2 separate regions of the Homo sapiens genome follow, and region 1 is linked to region 2. Evidence: chromatin contacts called from ENCODE Hi-C or POLR2A ChIA-PET data. All regions are on one chromosome and are shown on one strand. The core of a region is the stretch at or near the end of the contact, and the rest is flanking DNA. Distances in the headings are between cores, read along the strand shown. Region 1 overlaps PITX1-AS1 (PITX1 antisense RNA 1). Region 2 overlaps PITX1-AS1 (PITX1 antisense RNA 1).

Region 1 (4,832 bases), core at 136-2,635, 100 kb before region 2:
TCCAAACAGCCCTGATTTTTGGCAGCTGGGACTGGTAGGAAGAGAGTCAGGTGGGGAAGACAATGAGGACTAGATCAGGCACTGGAAGACTTGGGTTTGAGTTTGAGCTTTGCCACATTGTCACTTGTGACCTTGGGCAAGTCCCTTCGCCTCTCTGAACCCCAATTTTTCACCTGCAAACTGAAGATGATACTCATGCTTTCTCTGCTTGCCTTCCTGGATCCTTGTAAGGGTACCCTGAGACAAAGGATGAGAAAGTGCTTTGTGAAAATCTGCACAGATGCAGATATTCCTTCTACGCTCTGACTTGAAGTCTGGCCAGGAGACGAAGGCTTTTTGTTGTTGTTGTTTTTCTTTTTGCATGCTCCCAGCATAATCAAAGAAGTTGTTTGTTTGGTTTGGTTTTTTTGGTCTGAGTCAGAAGCCAGTAACAGTTTCAAAGTGCAAGGCTGGTGCTCCTCTCCTCCAAGCCCCTCTCTGCAGTGATGACAATGGGAGTGTTGCCAGGAAGCATACTGTCTCTCTGCCCCACCACCCCTGTGCCCTGACCCCCAGCTGTGGCCAGGCTCAGCTTCCTCGAGCGACAGGGCTACCCCAGACTAAGGACAATCTGACTCTGAACTTTTGGGCAATCTTTTCCATGGGCTAATTTGCTATAGGATTGCTCGTTTTTCCTGGAAGACCGAGTGGCTCTTAGGAGTGGATTTTTTTGTCCACACTTAGAAGACCAGCAAATGGTCTTTCCCTCTTCTGTACTCTGAATCAGAGAGGCAGTGTGTGCCAATGTCACCACCCCACAGACAAGATGACCAGCTAGGGAAGGGGTCTGTCTGTGTTCCTCACTTGTTCTGAATGCTCAGAACTCACCTTCTCCAGAAAGCTTCCTCTTGTAATGAACCACAGCTGATGTTTCTTGAGCACTTACTCTCTTCCAGGCATCATGCTAAGTGTTCTCCATGTACCATTTTGTTTAGTCCTCACCATAATCTTATTGCTGTCATCTCCGTTTTGTAGGTGAGAAAACCTAGGCCCAGAGGGTTTAAGCCACTTGACTGAGGTCACACAGTTAAAGGCAATTAGCATTCAAACCCCAGGCTCTCTAGAGGTGGCCCATGTCCTTGGACACTAAGTTCTATGCCCTCCTGGCTCACCCTGCCCTTCCCGATGTCACTCTGCCCTTGGTTGGGTTTTCTGTGTGATGACTCATAATATTTCTTACCCACATGTGCCTTATGCCCTAAAAGATAGTGAATGTATTTTCTGCTCTTTTCTCCCTCCCCAGAGTGACTGGGAAAGAGTTATGTATATAGCAGGAGCTTAGTGAATGCCAATTTCTTGTGAAAATCCCACTGGGGGTGCTGTTGGCAGGCCCAGCACACCAGGAAGGCAGCATTGGCCCTTTATGGAAGTTATCAGGAAGATGAATAAGGCTTGAAACGCGAGCCCCTGGCAGGCTGACTCAGACCCCACAGAATGGCTGGCCCTGGCCTTTGAAGAGCTGAGAGCTGTTTACATCCTACTAATGGACCTCGCTGGCTGCAAGCAGTCAATGTGGCTATATAAATACTCCAGCCTGGGGCCATGGAGTGAGTGAGGACATGAATGCGAGGAGAAACCCCCTCCTCAGCCTCATCTCCTCCTCAGTGAGGGATCCCTGGGCAGGAGAAGCCATGGGGACAGGAGGACTCTAATTTAGCAGGAAGCCCCACACGGCAGGCCTGTGCGTGGTAACAGAATGGTGTCTAGTTGATGATGTGGTATGTAGACGTTTCTCCCCACGTGAAGTTCTTTGCATAAATAAATGGTGACCAGCTGTTAGTCTTCCTATTAGCATGAACATCCATCACAGCTTGTTTCAAATCTAAGTCTGGGAGGGAGAAGCTTAGACTCCCATGAAAGGCAAATGTTACAATGGTAATCCAGCCCAGTCTGGCACACATCTGCTTAGAGAAACTCGCAAACTGGAAATGTTGGCTGGGATCTATATGGGGGGTTGGGCATGGGGTCTGATGTTCTCTGTAAGTGTCCCCACCCAGGGAGCTGCATTTTTGTCAGCAGGGAAGACGTGATGAGATCAGGCTCCCATTGGGGCCTGTCAACATGGTGCCGATGGCTGCTGTACTCTCCAGGGTGCCCTTCCCTATCTCCCACCAGTGACCCTGGCCCACAGCAGACCTTGAGAAGGTACAGGTAGGCTGGGAAGGGAAAGGTCTCCTCCCTTAGGGCTCAGACCCTGGCCTGCATGTTGTGGTCATGGACCACAGGCTGTTTGAGATGCCCTCTTCAGGGGTAGCTAGTGATAGGGCAGAATGTCACCATCGGTCCTATGGTGAGTTTTCTGGTGCCATTCTCTGTCTGTCCCACCAGTCTCTGAGAGGGAGGCAGGAGCCTGCCCTGCCTGCCCCATCCACACCTCCCCAACCAGGGAACCCCATCACTCCCTCTATTCATTGTGGATGATGGTAATTATTTTTAATATCTCTCCCTGGGAACTCAGTCATTCACCCACCCATTCTACAAACATTTATTTTGTACCTGTAGCGTACCAGGTACTAGGAATACATGGGTGAGCAGGACAGACATGGTGCCCATTTTACTGGAGCTGTTTCATTAGAGTGGGAAGGATAGTCAGATAAAGCACAAAGAGACTAAAAGACAATGGCAAGTTGTGAAGAGTGCTATTAAACAAATGGGATAGAGGGACCTAGTCTGGATACAGTGGCTTCTCTTGGGAGGTAACTCTTGAGCTGAGGCGTAAAGACTGGGATGGAACCCAGTAAGTGAGGAGCAGTGCAGATGAGGGACTAGCATGCTGCAGAGGCTCTGGGGTAGGGGCAGAGCTTGGTTTCCTTGTGGAATTAAAAACCATCAGTGTGGCTAGAGTGTGGTGAGTGAGGGCCAGCTAAGAGCAGCTCCTGGTGGAATTGCAGGCCGTGTGCCAGTCTTGTGGTTGTAGGAGCTTTGCAGGGGCCGATAAGGCCAGCAGGGTTTTATGGAGTTTGGGGGTGGGTGTACCGTGAGTGAATCGCTTTATGTGCATTGGTATAAAAGCATTTTTTGGGGGCCTAGTGCTTGCCAGACAGGGTGTTGAGGCAGATTAAATTTAGCTTGAATTTCCTCTTGAAAGCAAAGAGCCCACAGAGGTCTTTAATTTGGGATGACATGATGAGGCATGGAGGCAGAGCAGCAGTGGTCCTGGTTTCTGTGAGTTCTCTGCAAAATGGTTTCCCAGATACCGACACACTCTTCTCTCTCCCTGTCAGCCTGGGGCTCCGGCTTATATGAGTGCTTGCTGCGGATGTGACCAGTGGTCTGCACACAGTAGGTGCACAGTGCACTGGGACTCCGTGCAGTGCGAGCTAAGGAGACCCTGTCCTTGGGAGGAGGCCTCAGCCCAAATTGCAGATGGGGAAGGGGAAAACAGCACTTCCTCAAGCTATAGAGCATTTGGGTGCTTACTGCTTCCCCTGTCTGCACATGGAGAAACTGAGACCTGGAGAGAAAGTCACAAAGTTCATGACTAGCTGATAATTGTGTTTTCCATTTTGTGTTAGAAAAGTACTAAAGAAATCGATAGCTCAAATAGCTACTGTTAGTGCTGTTAAGATGCCTGGGCATTCCTAAGAGTACCCAGCAGCTGTGTCCTGGAGAACCCTCTGTGTATCCAGTGCCCTTTATTCCTAAGAAATGAAGTCATCTCTGGCCTGAGAGGCTCTGCATCCTTATATTTTAGGAAGGATGATTTCTATTCTTAGTCTTCTCGCTTTCCCTGCAGAGTGATAGAGTGTTTACAACTATTACCCACACTCGCCTCTGTTTAGCCCTGTAAAGAACATCCTCAGCACTTACTCCGCATTAGGATTTGAGCTTTAAATGGAAGACAGCAGGGTGTGGTGGGAAGGCTGTGGCCCCAGCAGTCACATTGCCTGGGTTCTAGCTGTTTGAATTTGGAGAAGTGACTTGACTTTTCTGAGCCTCCTGTCTCCAGGGAGACAGGAGGGGCAGATGGCGATTCTTGCAGTTGTGACTGTAGCTTGCGTGGCAGATGCCAGTTCTTAATCACCTTCCACACACAGCTTAGTGGTTCTCCAACCTACAGTGTACGTGAGAATCACCCAGAGGGCTTGTGAAGCAGGGATTGCTGAGACCCGCCCCGAGAGGTTCTGATTGAGTAGGTCTAAGGTGAAAAGTTTGCATTTTTACCAAGTTCCCAGGTGATGCTGATGCTGCTGGTCCTGAACTACAACTTTGTGCAGGGCTGCACACACTCACTGAATTCATCTCTGCAGCCCCTTAGTGTTGTATTGTTATTTTCCCTTTGTGGAGGAGGAAATGAAAGCTTAGAGAATTAGGTAACTTGCCCAGGGTCGCACAGCTGCTAGGTGGTGAAGCTGGAATCCCAGTCCAGGTCTGTGCTGTCCAAAGCCATTGCCTTCACCTCTAGCTCTACCATGGTGCTACCTGGCGGGATGAGGTGCTCAGTGAAGGCTGGCTGCAGTTCCTTTGCCTCTCTAGACCAACAACAGGCTTGGGCCTTGATCCAAGATTACAGTTGACACCAAATGGTTTTCATTATTGTTTTGTGATAAGGCAGACCAAATAATACTCAGAAAACTTAGATGAGAAAATCCAGGGTTGAAAGGATGGTAATTGGAGAGATGCCGATTCACTAGTCATAGGCCCTCAAAGCTAGAGGTGGTGGCTTCCTCCAGCCTCCACGCAGTGTCCTGCGATGTCCACAGTGCGAGGGGTCTTCCGGCTGGAAGGCTTCCAGTGGTGGGTAGCTCACTCCCCACTCTGACGCTGGGACAAGGAGGAAGGACTTGCTTCTT
Region 2 (4,682 bases), core at 1,163-3,662:
TAAGGGGAAATCTATGTTATTTCCTTGATGAAATATTCCTGGGCCTCAGTTTCCTCATCTGTGGAATGAGGCCTATGTGCCACAGCCCTCTTGTTAGCAGACACTGCTCAGCGTTGCAGAGCCACACAGGTGGTGCCCGAGGTAGAGAGGCTTCCCTAGCCCTGTGCTGTGGGCAGTGTTGAAGGGCTGCCTGGCATGCACCACCTTGGATCAGCACTCCAAGGACAGTCAAACGTGACTTTCCTGCCTTGTTGCTATCAGACAGTTACATTTCATTGGTAAGTTACGTCAATTCTGAGTTTTAACAAAAGTTTCTGGGTGGGGCCTCTACTCTTAGGGAGTTGAGTCTGTTGCCATGGAAGGAGGTTAACCTACATTTAGGGTGCAGGTTGGTTCATTTAATTTCTATCTATCCTGGGAGAGCAGGGTAGGGGTGGGTGGCTAGTATTTTGTTTGTAAAATGAAGCTGATGTGGCTCAGACAGGGTAGGTGACTGTCCCAGGGTCACAGGTGACTGGTGGAGGTATGTGGAAGTCAGGTGTGGCCCACTTGAGTGCTCCTGCCATGGACTGCCCTCTGCTAGCCTCATCTGTGCTGGGCATGGGCCGGGCTGTGACTGGTCCGTCCGTCCGTCCGTCCGTCCGTCCGTCCATCCATCCATCCATCCATCCATCCATCCATCCATCCATCCCCTCCCTGCCTTTTCTGCCTTCCCTGCCTGCAAGCTGTCCCAGAGCACATGGATTACAGAAGGTACCAATGGGGCTTCCCTGCAGCCAGCCCTGTGGGGACCCACGGATTGTGGCCAGGATGACCCTTTTATTCTTGACCTGATGGTCCCCATGTGTGACAGTATCCTTGCCTTCTCTTTGGACATCACACTCTGGAAGGCTCTCGGTGCAGGCAGCTAGGGACAGCCTTGCCTTTGTTTATAGGTTAGTTCCCAATCATGGTGGTTTAGATAAAAACAAAAGAGAATGATGCCCTTTGGCCTTGCTGCTGGCTGCCAGGTGTGTGTGGCTTGCAGAGCATTTCTACACCTATGGTGGTATTGAGGACTGCTTTGCTGACGGATATTGGAGGGTCATCTGGAACAATGGCCAGGGCTTGTGTCACACTGACCACAACAGTCTGAACACCAAGGAGGCAGGATGTGAGGGCGGGCAAGGGTTGAGGCCTCAGTGTCAAACAGACCAGCGCCGACTCTAGATTGTACCGTTTTCTTCTTGTGTGACCTTGAGCAAGTTGCTTAGGCGCAGTGCCTTTACCTGTGAAATAGCAGTAGTGATGACGATGATGACGATGACGAAGACGACAGGCACTCACAATGTGGAGCACGTAAGCCCAACCAAGGACCTGGATTGTGCAGGGAAAGCAGCCCCTACATGGTGCAAGTGGTGGTCAGGATTCTAGTGTCGCCCTGGTAGCAGTGGGTCCTCTCAGCTCTCTCCCTCCAGCAGCCTGGGAGGCCGATGATGCTGACCCCACAGGACAGGTTCCTCCACTAGGCAGGCCCTGCATCTGCCCAGAGCCTCTTCTGCACGGGAGCCACATGGAGATCGTGTTAAAGCCTCGGCGTCCATTGTTCAATCAATCAGGCTAATCTGCCTGCCCCTCGATAAGGGGAGGGATCGGGTTTCAGGGAGATTTTCCCTGGATTACTTCTAGTAGCCGCTCAGTCTAGACAGGCCTCTCAGTTACAGGGGTGCAGACAAAGGCGAGGAGCGGGAATGCCTGGCCACGAGGTGGCCCAGGGCCCTGCCGGATGCCTCCTCTCCCTCCTTCCCTCCCTCCACTGCCCTCCTCTCTCCTGGGGGGCCAGGGCAGGGAAGACACCAACCTACTGACCTGGGGGCCCTGGTCAATCCAGGTGAAGGTGCTGAGCCCTGATGGTGTGCCCAGGCTGGACACTGAGGAGCAATCATAATACATTGAGCTGATGTCTAGGGAGCGCTTCACCCTGTGCCTGGCATGGCGAAGAGACCCACGTGGGCTTTATCCTTCTCAATTCCTGTGGCGCTCTCATGAGGAAGCCACTCATGATGTGTGCATTTAAAGATGAGAACAGTTAGGTGCAGGGAACGTGGGGTGGGGATTGGCTGGTGAAAGGATCGTCCCAGTGCTGACGGGACAGGCAGGGAGGTGTATGTTGACCTCCACCATCTCTGGAATTGAGGTGGAGGCCAAAACATTTCTGATGTGTCACTCTTCAGCCCACTTTTCCTGCCACAAGAGGACCCCGACGGCTCTGAAGCCTTGGGCGGTGTGGCCTGCATGGCCTGCCTGCACATCTGTGTTCTGGGTTCCTAGCCTGGCTTTGCTACTCCCTTGCCCTGTGATCTGGGCAAGTCACTTCTGGACATCAGTGTGCTCATCTGTAAAACGGGCATGACATTTACCCTGTCTGGCAATAGGAGCCCTGTGTGAGTCACCAGAGAGAACGTGTGGGAAATAAGTAGTTTTGGAAACCACGAAGTGCTGTGCCAGTGATAGTTACCAGCTCCTAGTACGCTGTCTGCCAGCCCTGGCTGGGGCTGAATGAATGAATGTGAATAACCTTCCTTCTAAAATAGGGTTGGGGTGTCTCGTCTGTTCCCCTTTTCCATATCCCCAACTTGTCCTAACCCTGGGGAATGTGGGGAGCAGCCCTGGAGGCCAGGTGATCTCAATGGTCTCACTCCAAGGCCACAAGGGAGAGCTGCATATGTGGCCTGTCTCTCCAGGTTTTCTGGAAGATGAGTGGGGGATGCTCCCTGGCCCTCACTGGCATCTGAGGTCATGCAGGTGCAGCCCTTGCCACTAAGCTATTGCAGTGTCCAGGCGGGCTGTCAGTGCAGGACAGGCTTGAATGCAGGGACTGCCTTCTCAGGCTTTTGGAACAGCTTGGAGAGGGGCCTTGAGAAAACATCCTTCAGGGCTGGAATGTGAACTTTGGTCATGTATATGTGTGCATGCGAGAGAGGACGAGGAGACAGAGGAGACACGTGGCTCTTCATTTTCTGACTCATCTATCCTGGATTTTAAACAGGATCTAGTATAATTCCACATTACTTTCTTGTTCTCCGTGCCCTCTACAAAGTGAAACACTTGATTCAAGAGAACGAGGCATCGCTCATTTAATGGATTAGCTTTTCCCAGAGCAGCAAACCCAAAAACCATATGAGAACAAAAAACGATAATAGCAATAGTAAAACTGACAAGTTCATGAGACCCTGAGGCATTGCTCCTCTGTACCCAGTGTCTTCTATCTCCAAGTCTTCTTTGTTTCAAGGGCGTCAAATCAGAAATTAACCTTGTACATGAACCTGGGGAGGGCAGAGGCTGCACAGAGATGGCCTTGGGTGGTGGCTGAAATGGTTCTGCACACCCCTTCTCTTGTACTATACACTTATTTAGCCTGTACACTGTGCTCTTTGGATCAGAGGGGGCTTAGCAAGGAATGGGCAGGAGGAGGGGGTCTCTTTATCAGTGAACACGGGAGCAGCATGAGAAGTTCAAAGAATTTTGAGACCTGACTCCACTTGCCAGCTGTGTGTCTTAGGAAGTCAGTTAACCTCTCTGAGTCTCTGCTTCCTCATCTGTGAAATGTGAGAGGGACAGGACTGAAGCTGTAAGGCCATTGTGAAGATTTGTCTAAGATGGCAGGCCTGATAGGGCTTTGTGCTGGGAGGCGAGCCCTTCGGAAGGACTGAGCATGGGAGCTGTTGGCAGGGCTGTGAATCTGCAGGCAAAGCCTTTGCTGTGGGCTCTTTGGGTGTTTGACTTGCCTGTTTAATCGGCCTTGGGTACCTTGACTCATTTCCATTTTTATAAATGCATTAAAAATGCCACTGGGCTCAGAACAAACGCCAATTTAACCTAAGCATAGCTTACTCTTTGTAATGGTGAGTCTTGAATCTCCACCAAGCCAGGCATGGCTGCTTCCAGCAAGAGGAGCAGGATTATAATAAAATCAGTATGTGTTCATAGACATTAAGTGTGTTATTAGCATCTTTGAATTGGATGAAAGCTAATCTTTTCCACATTCAATGAACAAACATGAATGATGTCAGTGAGAGAGAGGAGGAAACCATGCCCGTGGGCAGAAACCAGTGACATGCAATGAAGAGGAGGAAATGGAAGCAGCTCTGCCACCTCCTTGCTGTAGAACCTCGAGTGAATCACTTGACACCTCTGGTCCTCAGTTTCCTTAATCTGTCAAATGAGAGAATTCTTGGTTTATCTATCCACTGGGATGAAGACCTTGTGAAAATATATACTGAAAAGATGTTTAAAAAGTATAAATCATATACAATTGTATAGGGTTGTTATTGATGGAAGGACATGGTGGTGTATGGATAGTCATTGGCAACAGATGACTTGTAAAATTCTGTAGTTAGATTTTAGGTGCCTGAAGTGAATGAGTGAGTTGAAAAATATGCCAGGCAAGACAGCTGTTTACATTTCTAGGAACGCATACTCTGTGGTTTTTCCAATTACACATCTTTTACTTAAATAGAACAGGATATTACAAAATTTAACCTGTTCTTGTTGCCCTTACCATTAAAAACATTGTCAACAGTTGAGAGCTCTTAGGGGCCAAGCACTGACTATGTACTTTGACTGTATTATCTAATCCTCATCACAAACCTAGGAGGCAGATCCTATAATTGCCAGTACTATTTTATAGTGAGGAAACAGTC

The links. Hi-C counts contacts between places; a loop is a spot of excess contacts on that map. ChIA-PET counts read pairs that join two places held with the same protein, here RNA polymerase II (POLR2A). Pooled maps may share reads with other maps.
Region 1: a loop to region 2 is called in a map of IMR-90, with 2.8 times the contacts of the local background. The contact joins two enhancer-like sites. A Hi-C loop is called at or near these places in 1 of 168 maps with a recorded cell type or tissue (IMR-90) and 3 of 50 pooled maps. POLR2A ChIA-PET finds 5 or more read pairs at or near these places in 4 of 52 experiments (AG04450, GM12878, MCF 10A and 1 more).

What each region holds. Positions count from the first base shown.
Region 1 is chr5:135,207,571-135,212,402 of GRCh38, forward strand. All of the region lies in intron 3 of PITX1-AS1 (PITX1 antisense RNA 1), which reads left to right. Among named protein-coding and RNA genes, the nearest start is that of LINC02900, 38 kb to the right of the region's middle. Within about 2 kb of position 1,386, at least 13 of the 41 ENCODE cell types and tissues checked have a DNase peak (open chromatin) inside an H3K27ac peak, as active enhancers do; they include IMR-90 and PC-3, where a contact is called at or near this core.
Region 2 is chr5:135,306,064-135,310,745 of GRCh38, forward strand. All of the region lies in intron 3 of PITX1-AS1 (PITX1 antisense RNA 1), which reads left to right. Among named protein-coding and RNA genes, the nearest start is that of LINC02900, 60 kb to the left of the region's middle. Within about 2 kb of position 2,413, at least 2 of the 41 ENCODE cell types and tissues checked have a DNase peak (open chromatin) inside an H3K27ac peak, as active enhancers do; they include IMR-90 and PC-3, where a contact is called at or near this core.